Linked DNA regions of Homo sapiens: region 2 is linked to region 1. A link is a contact called in ENCODE Hi-C or POLR2A ChIA-PET data. All regions are on one chromosome and are shown on one strand. The core of a region is the stretch at or near the end of the contact, and the rest is flanking DNA. Distances in the headings are between cores, read along the strand shown.

What was found. A loop is a pair of places that touch in the nucleus more often than their neighbours do. ChIA-PET counts read pairs that join two places held with the same protein, here RNA polymerase II (POLR2A). Pooled maps may share reads with other maps.
Region 2: a pooled map shows a loop between it and region 1 (2.1-fold over the local background). The contact joins the enhancer-like site here to the promoter of MRI1 in region 1. A Hi-C loop is called at or near these places in 1 of 50 pooled maps. POLR2A ChIA-PET finds 5 or more read pairs at or near these places in 3 of 52 experiments (HepG2, K562 and WTC11).

What each region holds. Positions count from the first base shown.
Region 1 is chr19:13,760,652-13,766,836 of GRCh38, forward strand. MRI1 (methylthioribose-1-phosphate isomerase 1) reads left to right here and starts at 3,871. Exons shown (of 6, transcript NM_001031727.4): 1 at 3,871-4,069; 2 at 4,220-4,458; 3 at 5,303-5,478. The coding sequence starts at 3,938. It overlaps YJU2B (YJU2 splicing factor homolog B), which reads left to right. Exons shown (of 10, transcript NM_030818.4): 9 at 1,648-1,786; 10 at 1,939-2,638. The coding sequence ends at 2,417. RefSeq lists enhancers at 2,082-2,598, 5,068-5,697 and a silencer at 4,241-4,290.
Region 2 is chr19:14,365,839-14,372,179 of GRCh38, forward strand. No RefSeq gene overlaps it. Among named protein-coding and RNA genes, the nearest start is that of LINC01841, 5.0 kb to the left of the region's middle. RefSeq lists enhancers at 779-1,073, 4,955-5,024 and a silencer at 936-1,025. Within about 2 kb of position 2,398, at least 16 of the 41 ENCODE cell types and tissues checked have a DNase peak (open chromatin) inside an H3K27ac peak, as active enhancers do.

The sequences.
Region 1 (6,185 bases), core at 2,621-5,120:
GGCAAATCATGTCTCACTGCAGCCTCGATGTCCCAGGTTCAAGCAATCCTCCCCACTAAGCCTCCCAAGTAGCTGGGACCCACAGGCATGAGCCATCACACCTGGCTAATGTTGGGTTTTTTGTGTTTTGTTTTTGCTTAGACTGAGTCTCGCTCGTCGCCCATGCTGCAGTGCAGTGGCATGATCCCGGCTCACTGAAGCCTCCACCCCAGGTTCAAGCAATTCTCCTGCCTCAGCCTCCCAAGTAGCTGGGATTCCAGGTTCCCACCACTGTGCATGGCTAATTTTTGTATTTTTAGTAGAGACTGGGTATCACCATGTTGGCCAGGCTGGTCTCGAAATCCTGGCCTCATGTGATCCACCCACCTCAACCTCCCAAAGTGCTAGGATTACAGGCGTGAGCCACTGCATCTGACCTGGCCACCACATTTTAAATGGAACCTCTTGGCTGGGCGCGGTGGCTCACATCTGTAATCCCAGCACTTTGGGAGGCTGAGGCAGGCGGATCACGAGGTCAGGAGATCGAGACCATCCTGGCTAACATGGTGAAACCCCGTCTCTACTAAAAATGCAAAAAAAAATTAGCCAGGTGTGGTGGCGGGTGCCTGTAGTCCCAGCTACTTGGGAGGCTGAGGCAAGAGAATGGCGTGAACCTGGGAGGTGGAGTTTGCAGTGAGCTGAGATCGTGCCACTGCACTCCAGCCTGGCCGACAGAGCAAGACTCTTGTCTCAAAAAAATATAGAATTAAACTAAATTAAAAAATAAATGGAACCGCCCAGCCCATCCCCTACCCACCTGTCCTGCATTTTTTTTCTCCTTATCACTGTCTCACCACTAGAGGCCAGCTCCACCAGGGCAAGGGTTTTTCCCTGCCTGCCACTGTATGCCGAGTGTCCAGAACAAAGCCTAGCACAAGGTGGGTATCCCAGAAATATTTGTGGGATGAGGCCGTGCGTGGTGGCTCACACCTGTAATCCCAGTGCTTTGGGAGGCTCAGGTGGGAGGATTGTTTGAGGCCATGAGTTGGAGACCAGCCTGGGCAACATAGTGAGACCCCATCTCTACAAAAAAAAATTTTTTTTTTTTTTTGAAACAGTCTCCCCCCTTTCGCCCTGGCTGGAGTGCAGTGACAACGATCTCAGCCCACCGCAACCTCCACCTCCCCGGTTGAAGTGATTTTCATGCCTCAGCCTCCCAAGTAGCTAGGACCATAGGCGCATGCCACCATGCCTGGCTAATTTTTATATTTTTAATAGAGACAGGATTTTGCCTTGATGGCCAAGCTGGTCTCAAACTACTGGCCTCAAGGGATCCACCCGCCTCAGCCTCCCAAAGTGCTGGGATTACAGACATGAACTACCAGGCCCAGTCTCTACAAAAATAAATGTTTTAATTAGCTGGGCGTGGTGGTGCACATCTGTAGTACTGGATACTTGGGAGGCTGACATGAGAGAATCGCTTGAGCCCAGGAGTTCGAGGCTGCAGTGAGCTATGATTGTGCCACTGCACTCCAGTCTGGGCGACAGAATGAAACTGTCTCAAAAAGAGTAAATGAGACCCCGAGAGTTGGAGCAGTGCCCCCTAGTACACAGAAGAGACAGGGCTTTGACACCCCCTATCTCTGGTGTTCTTGGCCCTCAACACAGGAAAAGAAAAAAGCCATCCAGGAGGAGGAGGAGAGAGACCAGGCCTTGCAGGCCAAGGCGAGCCTGACCATCCCGCTGGTGCCCGAGACGGAAGATGACCGCAAGCTGGCGGCTCTGCTGAAGTTCCACACCCTGGACTGTGCGTAGGAGGCCAGGGGGAAAAGGGGACAGGGAGGCTCAGAGTTGCCTGGAGATGGGGGGTCCTCAGCCATGAGTGGACTCTGGTCTACCAGAGGGCAGTTCTGGACCCCCTCCCCTGCCGCCCCTGAAATGTCCTCTCCTCTCCTCTAGCCTACGAGGACAAGCAGAAACTCAAGCGGACCGAGATCATCAGCCGCTCCTGGTTCCCCTCTGCCCCCGGATCCGCCTCCAGCAGCAAGGTCAGCGGCGTCCTGAAGAAGCTGGCACAGAGCCGCAGAACCGCGCTTGCCACCTCCCCCATCACCGTCGGGGACCTGGGCATCGTGCGGCGGAGGTCTCGGGACGTCCCGGAGAGCCCCCAGCATGCGGCCGACACCCCCAAGTCTGGGGAACCGCGGGTACCAGAGGAGGCTGCCCAGGACCGGCCCATGTCCCCCGGAGACTGTCCTCCGGAAACAACTGAGACCCCCAAGTGCAGCAGCCCGAGGGGGCAGGAAGGGAGCCGTCAGGACAAGCCCCTGTCGCCAGCAGGCTCCTCCCAGGAGGCAGCTGACACCCCCGACACGCGGCACCCCTGCAGTCTCGGCTCCTCCCTCGTGGCGGACTACTCCGACTCGGAGAGTGAGTGAGCGATCCCCATCCTGGAGACTGGACCCGCTCTAGAGGCCCGGACACACCCAGGAGGCCCCTCACAGACTGCAGACCCCCGGCTCGCCCACCAGCCCTGGGAGAGCTCAGATGCCGCATCCTCCCCAGACCGCGCCTTCCTGCAACCGTGGAGTTATTTATTTGGTCCTGGTGAGGGTGTTTGTGCCTTGTGAGACTCCGTACATTAAAGACCTGTCTCTTCTTCCCTGTCTTGGGTTGTTAGATGGACCCTGGGGCTGCCCCCCCACCCCCCCACCTTGACCAAGCTTGGTAGGCCTCTCATCAGCAAATGCTGGTATAGGGTCATAGCTGTGACCACAGACATGGTCCCCTTCCAGAGTAACAAGAGTCTCAAGGTGGTGGTCCCGGTTGGCCAGGAATCAGGACAGACTTCCTGGAGGAGGAGGCATGGGCCAAGTGTGAAGGGTGAAAAGGGGGCCAGGAACCACACACACAAGGCCAGGGACAAGGCACACGGGGTACCCAGGATGTGTGCCAGATGCAGCAGGGGCTGGAGCACACAGGTGTGAGCTTTTTATTATACCCAGCCCAGGGGTGGCCCATGGAAAAGCCCCCCGTGCATGTTACTTTTGGGGTTTTTTTGTTTTGTTTTTGAGACCGAGTCTTGCTCTGTCACCCAGGCTGGAGTGCAGTGGCGCGATCTCGGCTCACTGCAACCTCTGCCTCCTGGGTTCAAGTGATTCTTCTGCCTCAGCCTCCCGAGCAGCTGGGACTACGGGTGTGCGCCACCACGCCCAGCTAATTTTTTGTATTTTTAGTAGAGACTGGGTTTCACCATGTTGGCCAGGCTGGTCTCGAACTCCTGACCTCAAGTGATCTGCCCGACTCGGCCTCCCAAAATGCTGGGATTCCAGGCGTGAGCCACAGCGCCTGTCCTGCATGTTACTTTTGAATGAAACCGAGCAGAAAATGGCCCAGAAACAGCCTTGCATCCATCAAGGGGCACACGACCCCCCACTACCTCCCCCTCAACCTTGGAAGATCATTTAACAAATTCTTTGGTTTGAACACTTGATGTTACCTTGCCACTGGGGATACATCCCTAACTCTAGACAGCAGGTTGTTAAACACGGGGCCTGGTATCCACTAGGCGTCCCATAAATGCTGCCACTTTTGTGGTTCCGAGGAGGCGGCTCACTCCGTTCGGGCTTGGCAGGAGTCGTGGAGTGGGTTCGGCCACGTGGAATCCGCGTCCTGGGAACCCGTGGAATCCGCGTCCTGGGAACCCGTGGAATCCGCCTCCTGGGAACCCGTGGAATCCGCCTCCTGGGAACCCGTGGAATCCGCCTCCTGGGAACCCGTGGAATCCGCCTCCTGGGAACCCGTGGAATCCGCCTCCTGGGAACCCGTGGAATCGGGTTGGATGCGCATGTGCGTGTCTCTTTTTCCGGGGGAGGCTCCGCCCACGGCCCCGCCCCGCTCCCAAGTGCGCGCGGACCCCTAGCTCCCTCTGAGTTGCGCTGGGCTTGGCTGCTGCACCATGACCCTGGAGGCGATCCGCTACTCGCGGGGCTCCCTGCAGATCCTAGACCAGCTGCTGCTGCCCAAGCAGAGCCGCTACGAGGCGGTGGGCTCGGTGCACCAGGCCTGGGAGGCCATCCGCGCCATGAAGGTGCAGCGGGGCGGCGGGGCGGCGGGGCGGCGGGGCGGCGGGGCGGCGGGGCGGCGGGGCGGCGGGGCGGCGGGGCGGCGGGGCGGCCGGGTTGGAGGTGGGAGTGCGCCCGCGCCTGCAGCTTCCGACGCCCAAATCCCTGCCCCGCAGGTGCGGGGCGCCCCGGCCATAGCCCTGGTGGGCTGTCTCAGCCTCGCCGTGGAGCTGCAGGCGGGCGCCGGGGGACCGGGACTCGCCGCGCTCGTGGCCTTCGTGCGCGACAAGCTGAGCTTCCTCGTCACCGCCCGGCCCACCGCTGTCAACATGGCCCGCGCCGCCCGCGACCTGGCTGATGTTGCAGCCCGGGAGGCCGAACGGGAGGGCGCTACGGAAGAGGCGGTCCGGGAGAGGTACGGGGATCTGGTACCAGGCACGGCGCTGAGCAGGAATTATATTGACTCTTTTTAAGTACAGTGACCCACTATACAGATGGGGAAACTGAGGCACGGCGACCTTAAGTCCCTTGTCCAGGGCCCCACAGATGGGGAGACTGAGGCACGGCGACCTTAAGTCCCTTGTCCAGGGCCCCACAGATGGGGCCCAGAGTCTAGCCTGGGCAGCCTGGCCCTGAAACCTAACTCCTTAATCGTGCCTCCCCTGAATACACGCAGCCCCTTATCCGCCCTTGGAGGCCCTTTTTAGTATCTCCGTGTTCTCTTGGTTTCTGCTTTTGAGGAACTTTTTTTCCTGTCCTGGTCCCCTTCCTGCCATCTTTTTCCCCCCACTTCCTTTCTGCTCCAGCCCTCCCTGCAATGTCACTTTACCCCACCAAGCTCGAGCCTGCCTTACAGCCTTTGCACGTGCCATTGGTGCGGGCCAGGTATCCATAGCGCCCTCCTCCACCATTCTATATGATCCAGCTCACCCGCTGCTCTCTGTTGCCTGATTCTGCCGGCTTTTCCTTCATTTTATTATCTCTTCATCAGCTGGCTCACTCACCCCAGTGTCAACTCCACAGGAGCAGAGATTTTTGTCTTGTTTACTGCTGGGTCATACCGGAACTGCTTGGTAAACATGTCTTTGCATGAATGAACGGAGTGACACTTCGGTGGCCCTGGCCGAAGGGTCCAGGCCCCACAGCAATGAGAGGCTTTGAGCAGGAGGGCTCCAGGACAGCAGCGTTAGGCAGAGAGGAGGCGTTGGCCTGGGCCCCGGGTCCTGGTGGCTGGTGCTGAAAACTCCTTGTCACCCCAGAGTGATCTGCTGCACCGAGGACATGCTGGAGAAAGACCTCAGAGACAACCGAAGCATTGGGGACCTAGGAGCCCGCCACCTCCTGGAGCGGGTGGCCCCCAGCGGTGGCAAGGTGACTGTGCTGACCCACTGTAACACTGGTGCTCTGGCCACCGCTGGCTATGGTACAGCCCTAGGTGAGAGGGCCTCCTCAGGGGGTAGGGGAGGGCCTTCTAGGAACTTTTTTAGATACAAGAGAAAGAATCCCAAACCCAAACCACTTTATCCACAAAAAAAATGGGAAGGTACTAGTTCTAGTACGGAAACACTTATACAGTTGGCTTCAGGTATGGCAAGATCAAGGGGCTCAACCAGTAGCATCAGGACCTATCTATCTCTGTGCTTCAGCTCTGCCCTCCTTCATCTTCAGGTTCCATGGGCTGGCAGGCGGCTGTTAGGGTCCAAATCATGAGGAAAAGAGCCTCCTATACTAGAAAAGTCTCCTTGTATCTCAGGGGGTCCACTAGGGCACCTGCCCATCCCAGAGCAGTCATTCGATGGGCCCCGCCTGAGCCATATGCCTAGAGCCAGGGCAGGACGTGGACTCCAGGAGGAACTGGGGAGAAGGGAGTGAGCAGAGAAAGATTAGGTAGCTGTGACCAGGAGACAGGGGGAGTGGGCTGTAGGGGGCCAAGGCAGCAGATTCCACTTGACCCTAAATTCACCAGGAAATTTCCCTACCTGCCTGAGTCCCACCTTCATCCCTGGGAACTGAGGCCTTAATGGAAAGACCTCTGCCTTTGATTCATTCACTCACCCAGCATTTAGTAAGCACCTGCTGTGGCTCAGACACCGCCATTTGCTGGGGACGCAGCAGTGAACAAAACAGACAAAATCTCTGCTC
Region 2 (6,341 bases), core at 1,148-3,647, 600 kb after region 1:
ATGCTGCAGTGAGCTATGATTGTGCCACTGCACTCCAGCCTGGGTGACAGAGTGAGACCTTGTCTCTCTCATATATGTGTATATATATATACATATATTTTTTTTTTGAGATGGAGTCTCATTCTGTTGCCCAGGCTGGAGTGCAGTGCAGTGGTATGATCTCTACTCACTCCAACCTCCGCCTCCTGGGTTCAAGCGATTCTCGTGCGTCAGCCTTCCAAGTAGCTGGAATTACAGGTGTGCAGTATCACGACCTGCTAATTTTTTGTACTTTTAGCAGAGATGGGGTTTCACCATGTTGGCCAGGCTGGTCTCGAACTCCTGGTCTCAAGCAATCCACCTGCATCGGCTTCCCAAAGTGTTGGGATTACAGGTGTGAGCCACCGCGCCTGACCTATGTGTATATATATACATATCTATAGATAGATAGATAGATAGATAGATAGATAGATAGATAGATAGATTTAATGTTACCATTTTATTCATCATGGTTTTGCATTAATCTTGACTTTTACAAAATATCACAATAAAATAATATTTATGAGTTCAGGACAAAGTTCTTGAGTTCTTTGACACCCCCTGAAATTTTGTTCCCAAGTCAAGCATCCACCTTGCCTCTCATTCCAGCCCTACAGCTTAATGATATGAGACCATCGTCATGCACAAGACAGGACTGGATGAGTGACATCTACAGATTCTGCTGCCACACTGGACTCAAGGCAGGTTCAGTTCTGCTGCAGTAACAAGCCAGGGAAAAAAATGAGCCAGGCATGGTGGCACACACCTGTAGTCCCAGCTACTTTAAGCCCCAAATCTCAGGAGCTTAAAACATCAGAGGTTTCACTTTTCACTCAGCCAGCATCTGGCATGTTGCCCGTTGCCAAGGCAGAAGAAAAAGAACATATAGCATGCTCTGCAGCAGCTCTTAAAGCCTCTGCCCAGAAGTGACACAAGTCAAACCTGCTCACATGCCATTGGTCAGAGCAAGTCACGTGGCCACACAAGTGGGTGGAGCAATGCCTTCCTACCTTGTACCTGGAGGGAGAAAGAGCTGGAATATTGGTGAATCGCTCAGTGATCATAGCAGTGTCCCTGGGTGAGGTCCAGAGGGCAGCTGTATGTCTGGAGGTAGACAGGGAGGTCCAGGTGGAGACATGTAAGAGGCTTTGGGATATAATTGGTATTGACTTCTTGGAGGGCCTGATCACCCCCTACTATGGAGGACACATGGGGGTCACCTGCCAGGACCCACAGGATGGGAATCCTGCCCCAGTCTCCTCTGAGACTGGATTTTTTTTTTTTTTTGATTTTTTTTTTGAGACAGGATCTCGCCGAAGTACAGTGGTGCAACCATATAGTTCGCTGCAGCCTCAACCTCTTGGGCTCAAGCAATCCTCCTGCCTCAGCCTCCCGAGTAGCTGGGACCAGAGTCATGTGCCATCAGGCCTGGGTAATTTTTAAACTTTTTTTGTAGAGATGGGGGTGCGGGTCTCGCTATGTTGCCCTAGCTGGTCTTGAACTCCTGGCCTTAAGCGATCCTCCTGCCTCGTCCTGCCAAAGCGAGCCACCGTGCCTGTCCTTCAGCCTGGATAAAATTTGTGGTGAAATACACATGACATGAAATGTTCTATCTTAACCATTTTAAGTGTACAGTTCAGTTACATTAAGAAAATTGTCAGGCCGGGCGTGGGGGCTCATGCCTGTAATCCCAGCACTTTGGGAGGCTGAGATGGACAGATCACTTGAAGTCAGAAGTTCAAGACCAGCCTGACCAATATGGTGAAACCCCGTCTGTCCTAAAAATACAAAAATTGGCCAGGCACGGTGGTGTGAACCTGTAGTCCCAGCTACTGGGAGGCTGAGACAAGAGAATCACTTGAACCCAGGAGACAGAGGTTGCAGAGAGCCAAGATTGAGCCACTGTACTCCGGCCTGGGCAACAGAGTGAGACTCAGTCTCAAAAAGAAAAGAAAATTCTCAGTTGGGCACAGTGGCTCACACGTGTAATCCCAGCACTTTGGGAGGCTGAGGTGGGCAGATCATCTGAGATCAGGAGTTTGAGACCAGCCTGGCCAACATGGTGACACCCTGGCTGTACTAAAAATACAAAAATTAGCCAGGAATGGTTGTGCACACCTGTAATCCCAGCTACTTGGGAGGCTGAGGCACGAGAATCACTTGAACCCAGGAGGCAGAGGTTGCAGTGAGCCCAGATTGTGCCACTGCACTGCGGCCTGGGCAACAGAGTAAGACCCCGTCTCAAAACAAAACAAAACAAAAACCAGAAAAAATAAATTCTCATAGTTGCCACTGACACCATCATTCATCTCCAGAACTTTTTCATCTTGCAAAACTAAAACTGTATCCACAAAACAACTCCCCGTTCCTCCTCCCTCCAGTTCCTGGAAACCACAATTCTACTTTCTGTTTCTATGAATTTGACAAGTTTAGTTACTTCCTGTAAATGTGATCATACGGTATTTGTTCTTTTGTGGCAGGTTTATTTCACTTAGCATAATGCCCTCAGGGTGCATTCATGTTATATGTACGAGAATTTCCTTCCTCTTTAAGGCTGAGTAATATTCCACTGTATAGATAGACCACATTTTGTTTATCCATTCATCTATCCATGGAGACTGGTTGCTTTCAACTTTTGGCTATTTTAGCTAATGCTGCCGTGAACATAGGTGTACAGATGTCTCTTTGAACTTTGCTTTCAATTCGGGTGTCTATGCAGAAGTAGAATTGATGGATCATATGACAATTCTATGTTTAATTTTTTTTTTTTTTTTGAGATGGAGTCTTGCTCTGTCACCCAGGCTGGAGTGCAGTGGCGCGATCTCCGCTCACTGCAACCTCCACCTCCCGGGTTCAAGCGATTCTCCTGCCTCAGCCTCTCGAGTAGCTGGGATTAGAGGCAGCTGCCACCACACCCGGCTAATCTTTGTATTGTTGTCCAGGCTGGTCTCAAACTCCTGACCTCAAATGGTCCACCCACCTCGGCCTCTCAAAGTGCTGGGATTACAGGCATGAGCCACCATGCCTGGCCTCTATGTTTAATTTTTTTAGGACTCTCCATACTGTTTTCCACAGTGGCTGCACCATTTTACATTGTCACCAGCAGCCCACAATGGTTTCAATTTATGGGGTTTTGTTTTGTTTTGCTTTTTTTTTTTTTTTTTTTTGGACAGGGTCTCACTCTGTTGCCCAGGCTGGAGTGCAATGGTGCAATCATAGCTCACTGCAGCCTTGACCTCCTGGGATCAAGCGATCCTCTTGCCTCGGCCTCCCAAGTAGTTGGGACTACAGGTGCATGCCACCATGCTCAGCTAATTTTTAAATATTTTTAGAAATGAAGTCTTCCTTTGTTGCCCAGGCTGGTCTTGAACTCCTGGCCCAACTGATCCTCTCTCCTTGGCCTCCCAAAGCATTGGGATAACAGTTGTGAGCTACCACTTCTAACCTATTTTCTGTTTTTTTGATAGTAGCCATCCTAATGGGTGTTAGGTAGTATCTCACTGTGGTTTTTATTTGTTTATTCATTTATTTATAGAGATGGAGTCTTGCTATGTTGCCCAGGCTGGTCTCAAACTCCTGGCCTCAAGTGATCCTCCCACCTCGGCCTCCCAAAGTGCTGGAATTACAGGCGTGAGCCACCGCACCTGGCCTGTGGTTTTGATTTGCATTTCCCTAATGATTGGTGACTTTGAGTATCTTTTCATAGGCCTATTGGACATTTGTCTGGCCTGGAATTTTAACAACTCTGTTTCAAAGGAAGCACAGAGTGTGGGTGTCAATCTCCTTGCCAATGTCAGGGCCGCCTGACCTCGTGGATAGCAGGCAGCCCAGAGCTGGCTCCTCGGGCCGGACAGAAGCTGGGCATGAGAGGCTGTCGTGGGAGTGACAATTCCACTAGGGGAATGCCAGATTGCCACTGAACTTTGTCACTAAGACCCACACCAAAGGCCCCAGAAAGCCCCAGTGACACTTTTGCCCCTAGATAGGAGGGTACCGACAGGAAATGCTGTCAGAAAAATGCCTCCTTGTACACTCAAAAATGGCTTTTGCCGTCTGCCCAGAGGGGCCCCTCTCCCCCTGACTCACCGTAGCAGCGCGTGGAGGACAATTTTGGCTGTGACAACGTCACGCCCGCTGCGGGGAGTTGATCTGCAAGCCACAAACGTCATTCATTCCTCTCCACCTCCAGGATTTGGAACATCTCCCCGGACCACAGATTTTTCCTTCAATCAACTTGCTTTTCCTTTAAAAAAAAAAAAAAAACTTAAATGAATTTATTTGGGAAGGAACTTTTATGCCACCACCACAAAAGGAAACAAAAGGAAACCAGGGCCATTTCCATAAGTAGAAAGCAACAGCAAAAGGACCTATATTTGTAGGGGTGGGGGTGAAATTAAACTTGCTTCCTGCTGTCGCCTGGTTGAAGCCTCAAGAGCCGGGACTAGGGTAGGGAGAGGGAGGTGCCCAGGCGTAGAATATAATGAGTCGCTCACTCGCAGGACCCTGGGATCCACAGCCTCACCCTCCAGTGAAGCTCTGGATCAAAGAGACTGCTCTTTTTGTTTAAAAAAAAAAATTGAAAGGAGACAAAAAGGGAAAGAAATAGGCCAGGCGCAGTGGCTCACGCCTGTAATCCCAACAGTTTGGGAGGCAGAGGCGGGAGGATCGCTAGAGCTCAGGAGTCCAAGACCAGCCTGGGCAACATAATGAGACCCCTGTCTCATTATAAAAAAGTAAAGAAAAAAAATGGGGAAGGAAATTAAAAACCGAAAGCGACGACTGAAGTGTTTAGAGGTGTCAGAGATATAGCTGTGAAAAACTCAGACTTCTTTTTTTTTTTTTTTTTTTTTTTGAGACAGAGTTTCGCTCTGTCGCCCAAGCTGGAGAGCAGTGGCGTCATCTCGGCTCACTGCAACCTCTCTGCCTCCCAGGTTCAAGCAATTCTCCTGCCTCAGCCTCCTGAGTAGCTGGGATTACAGGCATGCGCCACCATGCCCGGCTAATTTTTGCACTTTTAGTAGAGGCAGGATTTCACCATGTTGGCCAGACTGGTCTCAAACGCCTGACCTCAAGTAATCCACCTACCTCAGCCTTCCAAAGTGCTAGGATTACAAGCATAAGCCACCATGCCTGGTCTATTTTATTTATGTATTTATTTTATTTTATTTTTTTGAGACAGAGTCTCACTCTGTCACCCTGGCTGCAGTGCAGTGGTGCGATTTCGGCTCACTGCCACCTCTGCCTCCTAGGCTCAAGTGATCCTCCCACCTCTGCCTCCCAAGTTGCTGAGACTACAGGTGCACACTACCATGCCCAGCTAATTTGTGGAGTTTTTGTAGAGATGAGGTCTCGATATGTAGCCCAGGCTGCTCTTGAACTGCTGGACTCAAGCAATCTTCCTGCCTCGGTCTCCCAAAGTGCTGGGAATACAGGCATGAGCCACTGCACCCGGCCTGTTTTTTTTTTTTGTTTTTGTTTTTTTTTTTTATGGAGGTGAGATTGACATGACATAAAATAGACCCTTTTAAAGTGCATGGTTCAGCGCCATTTAGTACATTCACTACGTTGAGCAACCATCACCTCTATCTAGTTCCAGAATGTTTTCAACACCGCAAAAGGAAACCCCGTCCTCATTACCACTCATTCCTCATTCCTCCTCCCCAGCCCCTGGCAACCACCAATCTGTTTTCTGGCTATGAATTTGCCTATTCTGGACATTTCATATAAATGGAATCGTGCACTATGTGACCTTCTGTGTCTGGCTTCTCTCACTCAGTATCATGTTTTCAAGGTTCATCCACCCTGTAGCATGGATCAGAGCCTCGTTCCTTTTTATGGTTGAATTAAAAATCGCTTTTTATGGTAATTGTGAACCGTGCTGCTATGAACATGGGTGTATAAGTATCTGTTTGAGGTCAGGCACAGTGGCTCATGCCTGGAATCCCAGCGCTTTGGGAGGCTGAGGTGGGCAGATCATTTGAGGTCAGGAGTTTGAGACCAGCCTGACCAACACGGTGCAACCCTCTCTCTACTAAAATACAAAAATTAGCCGGGCATGGTGGTGGGTGCCTGTAATCTCAGCTACTCGGGAGGCTGAGGCAGGAGAATCACTTGAACCCAGGAGGTGGAGGTTGCAATGAGCTGAGATCGCGCCACTGCACTCCAGCCTGGACAAGAGTGAGACTCCATCTCAAAAAATAAAATAAACATAAGTATCCATTTGAGTGTCTGCCTTCAGTTTTCTCAGGTGTATACTCAGGAGCAGAATGGCTGGATCACAGGGTCACTCTACACGTAACTTTTTGAGGAGCCGCAAACTGTTT